2 separate regions of the Homo sapiens genome follow, and region 1 is linked to region 2. A link is an interaction called in ENCODE POLR2A ChIA-PET data of the cell type or tissue named here. Cell type or tissue: OCI-LY7. All regions are shown on one strand.

Region 1 (4,000 bases), 290 kb after region 2:
ATCAGTACACAACTGTTAAAGCTTTAGATTGCTACTTACTTTTGAATCTAATTTTTGTTTTACGTATGCACCATTTGCTGCTGTTAGGACATCGTTTATCAGAATAAAAGCATATCCTTCCAGATCAAATGCCAAGTCAGAGCTGCAAAACATAAGCAACACTTTAAGAACAACTTAAAGAACATGCATTTAATTTTAAATAGATATAAGCTAAAATATTTACAAGAACATATTCTCATCTAGGGAAGTGAATATTAGGCATTTTATCAGCTACTAGTATTTCTTGATTTCTGGTCATAGTTTGCAATTTCACCTCAATAAGGGATTCCTCAGAAATAAGAGGCACTAACATTTAAACACATAATTAGCAACGGTCATTCATGTCATTTAATAGCACACCGCTCTGCATTCAAAGCCAGATGACAACAAGCACCAAATTACCATTAAGTACATCTGTGAAGCAGGCAGAAGCAGGCAGAGCTCAATTTCATAGACAAGAAAACCAAAAGGATGAGGCCATTAACAAGTCATTTTCTGAAGGTCCACATGAAAGGTAGGACTATCTTGCATAGGTAGTTGGGCCCCTGGGTGAAATTTCTGAAGTGTGGATCATGGTTAGTTCTGAGATCAAGCTAGAACAATGTCTAAGCACATAGCAGGAACTCAAATACTTAAACAATAGCTCAATGAACCTGTGAAGTATAACTTGGGGGTTTAGGGAAACTGAAAATTTCTGGAACTTAGAGTACCAGGCACGAGATAAGAATTTAGTAAATTAAACAGAATAAATGAAAATCTGAGAAAGGTATGCCTTCAGCATACTTCAGCACCCTAGCTAAAATAGTGGCTGCACAGACTCTGATTTTGCAGAGATACTGTATAGGAGCCAAGACTTATCTAATGAGTTCTATGCCACTGCAATTTTAGGCAGGACTAACTTAATGCACACTCCCTACCCCAAGCAGTCTAACAACCTTCTGACTGACTTCAGAGGTCTGAGTTCCCTTCCTTTCAATCTTTTTCCAAGTCAAAGGGTCTAACCAGATAAGGCTGGTCCAGACAGTAATCCTTTTCAGAAGTTTTTGTAGACACAAGAAAGCCCTGAGGAACCCCTGTTGTTTGGTACAATTTTGGGTCCCATCAGCTTCAAGGAAATGTTTCAAAGACTAGCAGGGCACCTCTAAAAAGAAAGGTAGGAGGCTAGCATAGAATTTTTCTCCAAGGGGGGAATATGACATAGAAGGAAAAGCAGTTAGCTATATAGCCAATTTCTAGTAACCAATTACGCCACTCTCTTTTTTTTAGAATGAAATTTTACTTGGAGATTGGACTTGTAAAACAGGACTGGACTGATAATATTTTCTTCCACCTATACTACAGGAATGTGATGAAGGTAAATGAGTCAATTCAAGAAGTACACTGGAACTCCTGGATGGAAAACATATGTCTGGCAGAATGTGTGGCATTAGTAAATACATATATGCATGCCCTGGGCTGATTAAAATGTTGTAGAAGACTTCTAGCATCATTATAATTTTCTAGGTCTGTGGGTATACATTTTCCTCATGTATTTTAAAACTAAAACTTAAGAAAAATGGGAAAAGCTTTAATAACCTAATAGAATATCTAAGTTATGGCATTTGTGACATATCTTATGTGAGGCCAATTAAAGCAATGTTATTGTTCATTATTCGAAAAGGCAAGCAAATGTTTCATAGTCATTTTCCTCACCTCACAGAAGAGGAGACATGCTTTTCTTTAGCAGCATGCAAAATTAAGGAACGCCAGGCCAGGCGCGGTGGCTCACGCCTGTAATCCCAGCACTTTGGGAGGCCAAGGCAGGCGGATCACGAGGTCAGGAGATCGAGACCATCCTGGCTAACATGGTGAAACTCCGTGTCTACTAAGAATACAAAAAATTAGCTGGGTGTGGTGGCAGACACCTGTAGTCCCAGCTACTCGGGAGGCTGAGGCAGGAGAATGGCGTAAACCTGGGAGGCGGAGCTTGCAGTGAGCCGAGAGCCCACTACTGGACTCCAGCCTGGGCGACAGAGCAAGACTCCGTCTCAAAAAAAAAAAAAAGAAATGCCACATGGTTTATAAAAACACACAGGCTCTGAAGAAAGCCACAGATTCAAATTTCAGCTCTGCCATTAGCTCTGTGACCTTAAGTAAGTTATTGAACTTAAGTTTTAGTTTCTTCAACTATAAAATAGGAAAATTATACCCATACCTCTCAGAGGTGTTGTGAAGAATACATAATAAGATGTGTAAAATGCCAAACATATTGTGTGGCACATGCTATGTGCTCAGCACAACGACAGTAACAAATTCTAAATTACATCAATTTAAATTTTAACAATCCCAAGAATCTTATTTTTGTCAACCTTTATCTTAATACAGCCAAAAAGATTTAACCTTTTCAAGAGTCTTCTAGATGCTTTTCAAAGATATAATTCTTATTTAGGCAATAAAAAATTGTTATTGATAAGCAATCATTTATTATCAATAATTATTGACAATTTATAATGTGCTAGTCATAGGCCCACATCTTACCTGGCAGCTACAAAGGCTCCAATAATCATTGCAAATACAGTCATTTTAATACCCCAAGAAAAAGTCTTCCTACAAAACAAAAAATTTTAAAATACACACATGACTTTATTCCCACACTCATTTTACAACAGAAGCAAAAAATGGGATATGCTTTCTCAAAAGCTATAAACAATCGTATTTTAAACATTTCTGAGAAACTGATATTTAAAAGAACCCCTTTGATAAAGCAAAAATTTATTGTTATATAAGTTATTACACCCACTTTTAAAATTTTCACCTATTGTCATTATTAGTGAGTTTGAATTTTTGTGAAGCAGAATTTCTTTAACAGAAAAATGTCACATTCATTTGGAGCTAGACATGAACACTATTTAAAACCTATACCTATGATTCTGATCCAGCTTCTCCCGGTGGCAGTAGTACAGAAATTCTAGAAAGTAAATCTCACGTTCAGATAAGATTTTCAACTCTAATTCATAACCTTCCCAACTACCACTCCCACAAACTATCAATTCCAGCAGCCAAGAGAGAGGGTTGCTTAAACTTCTCAAAAGGTAAGGTAGGAACAAGACAAATAATTTAATATCTCACATATGCTGGGCACCTTTTCAAGGTGATTTAAAGAACAGATATATTAGAAACTTAGCTCACTTGAGTAAAACTCCTTCAGCAAACATTGTAAACAGGATGGAGAACCTTCTCAGAACTGTAAACATTGGCAAGCTGGAAAAAAAAAAGATAATTAGGTAAAATAGAATTTAACAATTTGTTTTAAACTAAGATTTTCCAAATTGGTAGTTAAAATAATGCTATTCTTCCATTATGGAAATTCCATACAAATTAATTTATGGTTAAACCCCTGCTTCTCTCTAGAAGCAATTCCTACTTGAAAGCCTACAACAGTTGCTTTTAAAAAACTACTAGAAGTGAGAAACATTAAATTAACTACAAAACTTTATTCTAATTATGCAAAACCCTAAGCTGTAAATATGTCAGTTTTTAATAGAAAAAGGCTTCCTTCTCATTTTTTCACTAGTCTGACCTCCCTTCCCACCCCCTAGACCACCCAAAAACCATCTATGAAAATCTTACCCCATGAAATGCCTTGACTGTCCTTTTGTGGATGTAATTTTGTCTTCATCTAAATTCCCAGAGCATTTTGCTTGTACTAATCAAACATACAGCCTCTTGCAATATAGTTATTTCTGAATATATCTTATCTCACTCCAAAGTGCCTTATACTTAGCTGGCAATCAAAGATAGGTGTGAATGAATGGTTGGATGAGATGGATGAAAAAAAGCAAACTCTACACAAGCAGCACTTTGCAGAAGGCCTGCATTTCTTTCCTGGTGGGTAATGAAATGGAAAAAAATGTCCCACCCATGATAAATCTGACTTCCTTGGAACCCTCTTCAGAGATATCATCTCGGTCATTCTGTCAGG
Region 2 (4,000 bases):
TAATGATTAGGATACAGTCCCAAATCCTGACTATGAGATACAAAGTCCACAGACCCCTATCTACTTCCATAGCACCATCTTCCCCACCATCTTGCGGGCATCATCCCCTCCAGCTATACTCAGTTATTCCTCAGTGCTCTATCTGGCCCCCAGCCATTGCCCCATGTTGCTTCCCCATGGGGTACCCCGACTCCTTGCCTGCAATGCTCTTCTTACACTATTCCCCTGGCTTTCTTCACTTCTTCCATCAGAATTTCGCTCCATCTCCACCTTTTTGGGAAGTGCTCTCTAATTACTCATCTATGACCACCTTTACCTCCAGACTGCATTGGATGATCTGCCTTTCTTCTCCTACTGCTTTTGCCTTCGATATGCACTATATTTGGTGATTTGCTTGTCTATCTCTTTCAACAGACTATGGACTTATTTGTCTTTTTAGCGGTAACCACACTTATAAGGAGGACATGAAGAGTAAAGGTAGACCTCCTTGAAAAGCTGCTTCTTATATGTGGTATAAGATCAGCACAGATTTAGCCCTACAGTCTTGGTTTCCATGTCTACAGTCTTCCACAGTTGTAACTAATGCTTAACAATGATCCCCAGACAGAATAAATATCTGAAATGCCTTCTGAATTACAAAAAGAAGATTAAATTTATATTAAATATTATTGTGAACTGTTTTCAAGATTGGGTCTGTTTTTAAGTTATCTTTTCAATTTAATGTAATTTTTATGTTTTATTAAAGAAAAAACAGAAACATCTTAAGCTGGATCTTATTATCCTAACTGTTAGTGTGTTGGCATATTTCTGTTAGACCTGGACATACATATATCAGACCCATGCTGTCTGAGTCCAGACAGTACACTACACAGTGGTCATCATACTCCATCTGTAATTTCAAATTATTTTTTACCTGAACAATTTATAATAATAAGGATGATAATAGCTAACATTTATAGGGCCCTTGCGATGAACCTTATTTATGTATCATAGAAGCTCCATAATAGGAGTTGGCAAACTATGACCCAAGGGCCTATTCCAATCTGCATCTGTTTTGCTAAATACGATTTTTACATAGGTGAAAAAAATCAAAAGGGGAACAGTTTTTTTTGCAGCATGTAAAAATAACAAGAAATTCAAATCTCTATATGCATAAAGTTTATTAGGACACAGCCATTCCTATTCACTTGTGCGTTGTCTCTGGCCACTTTCGCACTGTAACAGCAGAGTTGAGTAGTTACAATAGAAACCGTAGGGCCTGCAAATCCAAAAATATCTGCTATTTGGCCTTTTACAGAAATGTTTGCCAACTCCTGCTCTATAAAGATAGATGTTATTATCTCCCCCATTCGACAAATGAAGAAGCAGAAGCTTAGAGAGATTGAGGCTCCAAAGCTACAGAATTAACAAGCAGCAAAAATGGGCTTTTGTTTATTAGTTGAGTATTTTCATTTCCTGAAAATTGGCAATCCATGTGTGATTTGCATTAATAAAACTATTCTGTTCATTCACCAGAACCTTCTGTTTCCCGTCCACAGTAAGAGCAGGTCTTTACAATTACATCTTTCTTATTGGAAGCTCAGACTTTGGCAGACACTGAACAGTGTTTGAACAGATGTGCTTCTCTCATTTCCTTAAAATGGAAACAGAAGCTATGAGGTCAAGTTACTTTCACAGGATCATGTGACATGATGTCTAGGCTTGTTATCTGTGAGGCCAGGAGTTCCACTAGTAGATTAGGGACAAGGTTGGGGGCTGAACATTCTCTCCTTTGCCTCAAACCAAAATTACAGTGATGTCATGTTACCAGAACTTTCTGTATGGATCCCACAGCTCCCCGTGTGAACCCACTGATGGCATCTAACATACCAGTTAGGCCACACTATATGTATTTCTTCATTTATTCAGGATTTATTAGCTTCTATGTGCCAATTACTGTGCCACATATTAGGCATATAAAGGTGAATAACTACAGGTTTCTAATTTAGATAAGTTCATTTTTCAGGGAAACTGAGAGCTGCCTGGTAACTTTTTTCACATTGTCTAGGTCTTGCCAGTAAAAGTGACCAAAATGGAAATGATTGCATTCATTACTTCATTTCAACAGTAATGAATTTATTCTATCATTCAATCTATACTACTGTGAGCTGTTTACGGGCAATTGAAAATGGTGCTGCCAGAACAATTTCTTCATTTTGATACCTGAAGGAGAAGGCTAGAGATTAGAAGATCAGAGTTAGGAGATAAGTTGTATCACCATGTATGTTAAACTAAAGCCCCCAACAAGACCTACCTGAGATATAGCCTCCCCCAAAAAGAGAAAATAGTTTGGGAAAACTGAAATGGCCATGTTTCCAAATGAAACCACAATAACAACTAATATTGTATTGTCATTTTAGGTTATTAAGCCATTTCACATACAATATCTGTGTAAGTTAAACAGACAAGATATTTTTATCCCCATTTATGTTTGTAAATGGGGAAATGATAGATTGTGTTGGCAGAAAACTGGCTCATTATAGGGAGGAAAATGAAGCTGGCCTCCTACCTTATATGCTTTGCATAGGTAAACTCCAGATGGAAGACCAAAATGTGGGAATCTATTAACAAAGCTAAGAGAAGAAAGCACAGGCCCATATCTTTATGTTCTAGGAGTAAGGAAAGATTTCTGAAAGAAGATCCCAAAATGAAAACTCACACCATAGAGCAAAATAATTTTTGGATAAATATAACCACAATAAAATCTAGGGCTTCTGCTCAACAAAGGATACAATAGACATAATTAATAGGCTGGCTGAAGATACATACACGTTTTTTTAAACCCTGTACATTAACAACTTATGCTAGGAAAACAATTTTTAAAATAGTCAAAGAAGACAGCAATTTTCAGAAACAAAGCCCAAATAGCTAAGCAGAATATGAAGAGGTGCTAAAACTCACTTTCAAGCAGAAAAAATATAAATTAAAACAAAATACCATTTTGCACCCATCCAAATGGCAAAACAGAAGAAAAGAGAATAATACCAAATGTTGGCAAGGCATGTGAGAGTAAAACCTGATATCGCCATTTGGCAAAGAAAGTTAATGGTTTTTAGAAAATACAGGGGTGTGTCTGCTTTATCAGAGTAAGAGCTTACAGAATAATGGCTCACAAAGCCCTACATGATCTAGCTACCTGATACCTTTGCAACTTTATCTTCTTTCACTCCTTTTCTTCTTCCTCCCTCTGCTACTTGTCTCTATGCATTTTCTCAAACACACTAGCAGCCTCCTGTCTCAAAGCATTTGCATGTGCTGTTCTCTCTTCCTAGTATACCTTTCCCTCAGCCATCCATGTGGTTCATTTCCTCACCTCCTTTCTTTGTTCATGAAGGCCTACCTTGACCACTTCATTTGAAATTGCACATCACATCTTCTCCTCCACCCACTTCCAAACTCCCTTAACCTGCTCTATTTTTTCTCTTCCCTGAGGCATGTATCACCTTTTATCATAATATATAATTTGCTTGTTTAGTATTTTATTGTCTATTCTCTGTCTTGCCTTACTAAAGTAACAGTTCCATGAGAGCAGAGACCATAGTTTGTTTTTGTTTTTGTTTTTTTTCCAGTATTGCATCCCAAAGACCTAAAATAGTGCCTGGCATATAATAGTCACTCAGTACATATTTTGTGATCATCGAATGAATAATTGTTGCATTTTATCAATTCCTGAGCAAGCAAGTTTCTTTTGCTCACGAACAAGTTAGGTTCACAGGTCCATGCATGTGTTAAGTCCAGGTTGACTAGGGGCTTTCCTCTTATAGACATAAGATGCATTTACAGCAAATAGAAAAATGCTTGTTCAGATTTTCTTAATGTATACCTTTACCTCCATGCTGACACATTCCATTGTGCATCTATTTTTAAAAAACCCAAAAGAACAGTTTCATTTGTGTTGGAAATCTGTTGTAATAGGCCACACTCCTCCTTGATGATCTCCACAGCTTTGTAGAGGTATTCA

What was found. ChIA-PET counts read pairs that join two places held together with the same protein. Peaks named below come from ENCODE experiments on the same cell type or tissue, not always from the same donor. Only the 100,000 strongest peaks of a DNase experiment are listed, where the experiment ranks them.
Region 1: POLR2A ChIA-PET joins it to region 2 with 5 read pairs; 1 of 35 experiments calls an interaction of 5 or more read pairs at or near these places.

The regions. Positions count from the first base shown.
Region 1 is chr1:67,047,226-67,051,225 of GRCh38, forward strand. SLC35D1 (solute carrier family 35 member D1) reads right to left here. Exons shown (of 12, transcript NM_015139.3): 5 at 3,208-3,279; 6 at 2,557-2,625; 7 at 40-142. Among named protein-coding and RNA genes, the nearest start is that of SLC35D1, 4.9 kb to the right of the region's middle. In OCI-LY7, no CTCF peak of the experiment used is centred here; no DNase peak of the experiment used is centred here; H3K4me3 peaks cover 148 bases.
Region 2 is chr1:66,756,702-66,760,701 of GRCh38, forward strand. The region is part of intron 2 of DYNLT5 (dynein light chain Tctex-type family member 5); the gene reads left to right. Among named protein-coding and RNA genes, the nearest start is that of DYNLT5, 6.2 kb to the left of the region's middle. In OCI-LY7, no CTCF peak of the experiment used is centred here; a DNase peak (open chromatin) is centred at 1,620; H3K4me3 peaks cover 741 bases; H3K27ac peaks cover 2,098 bases.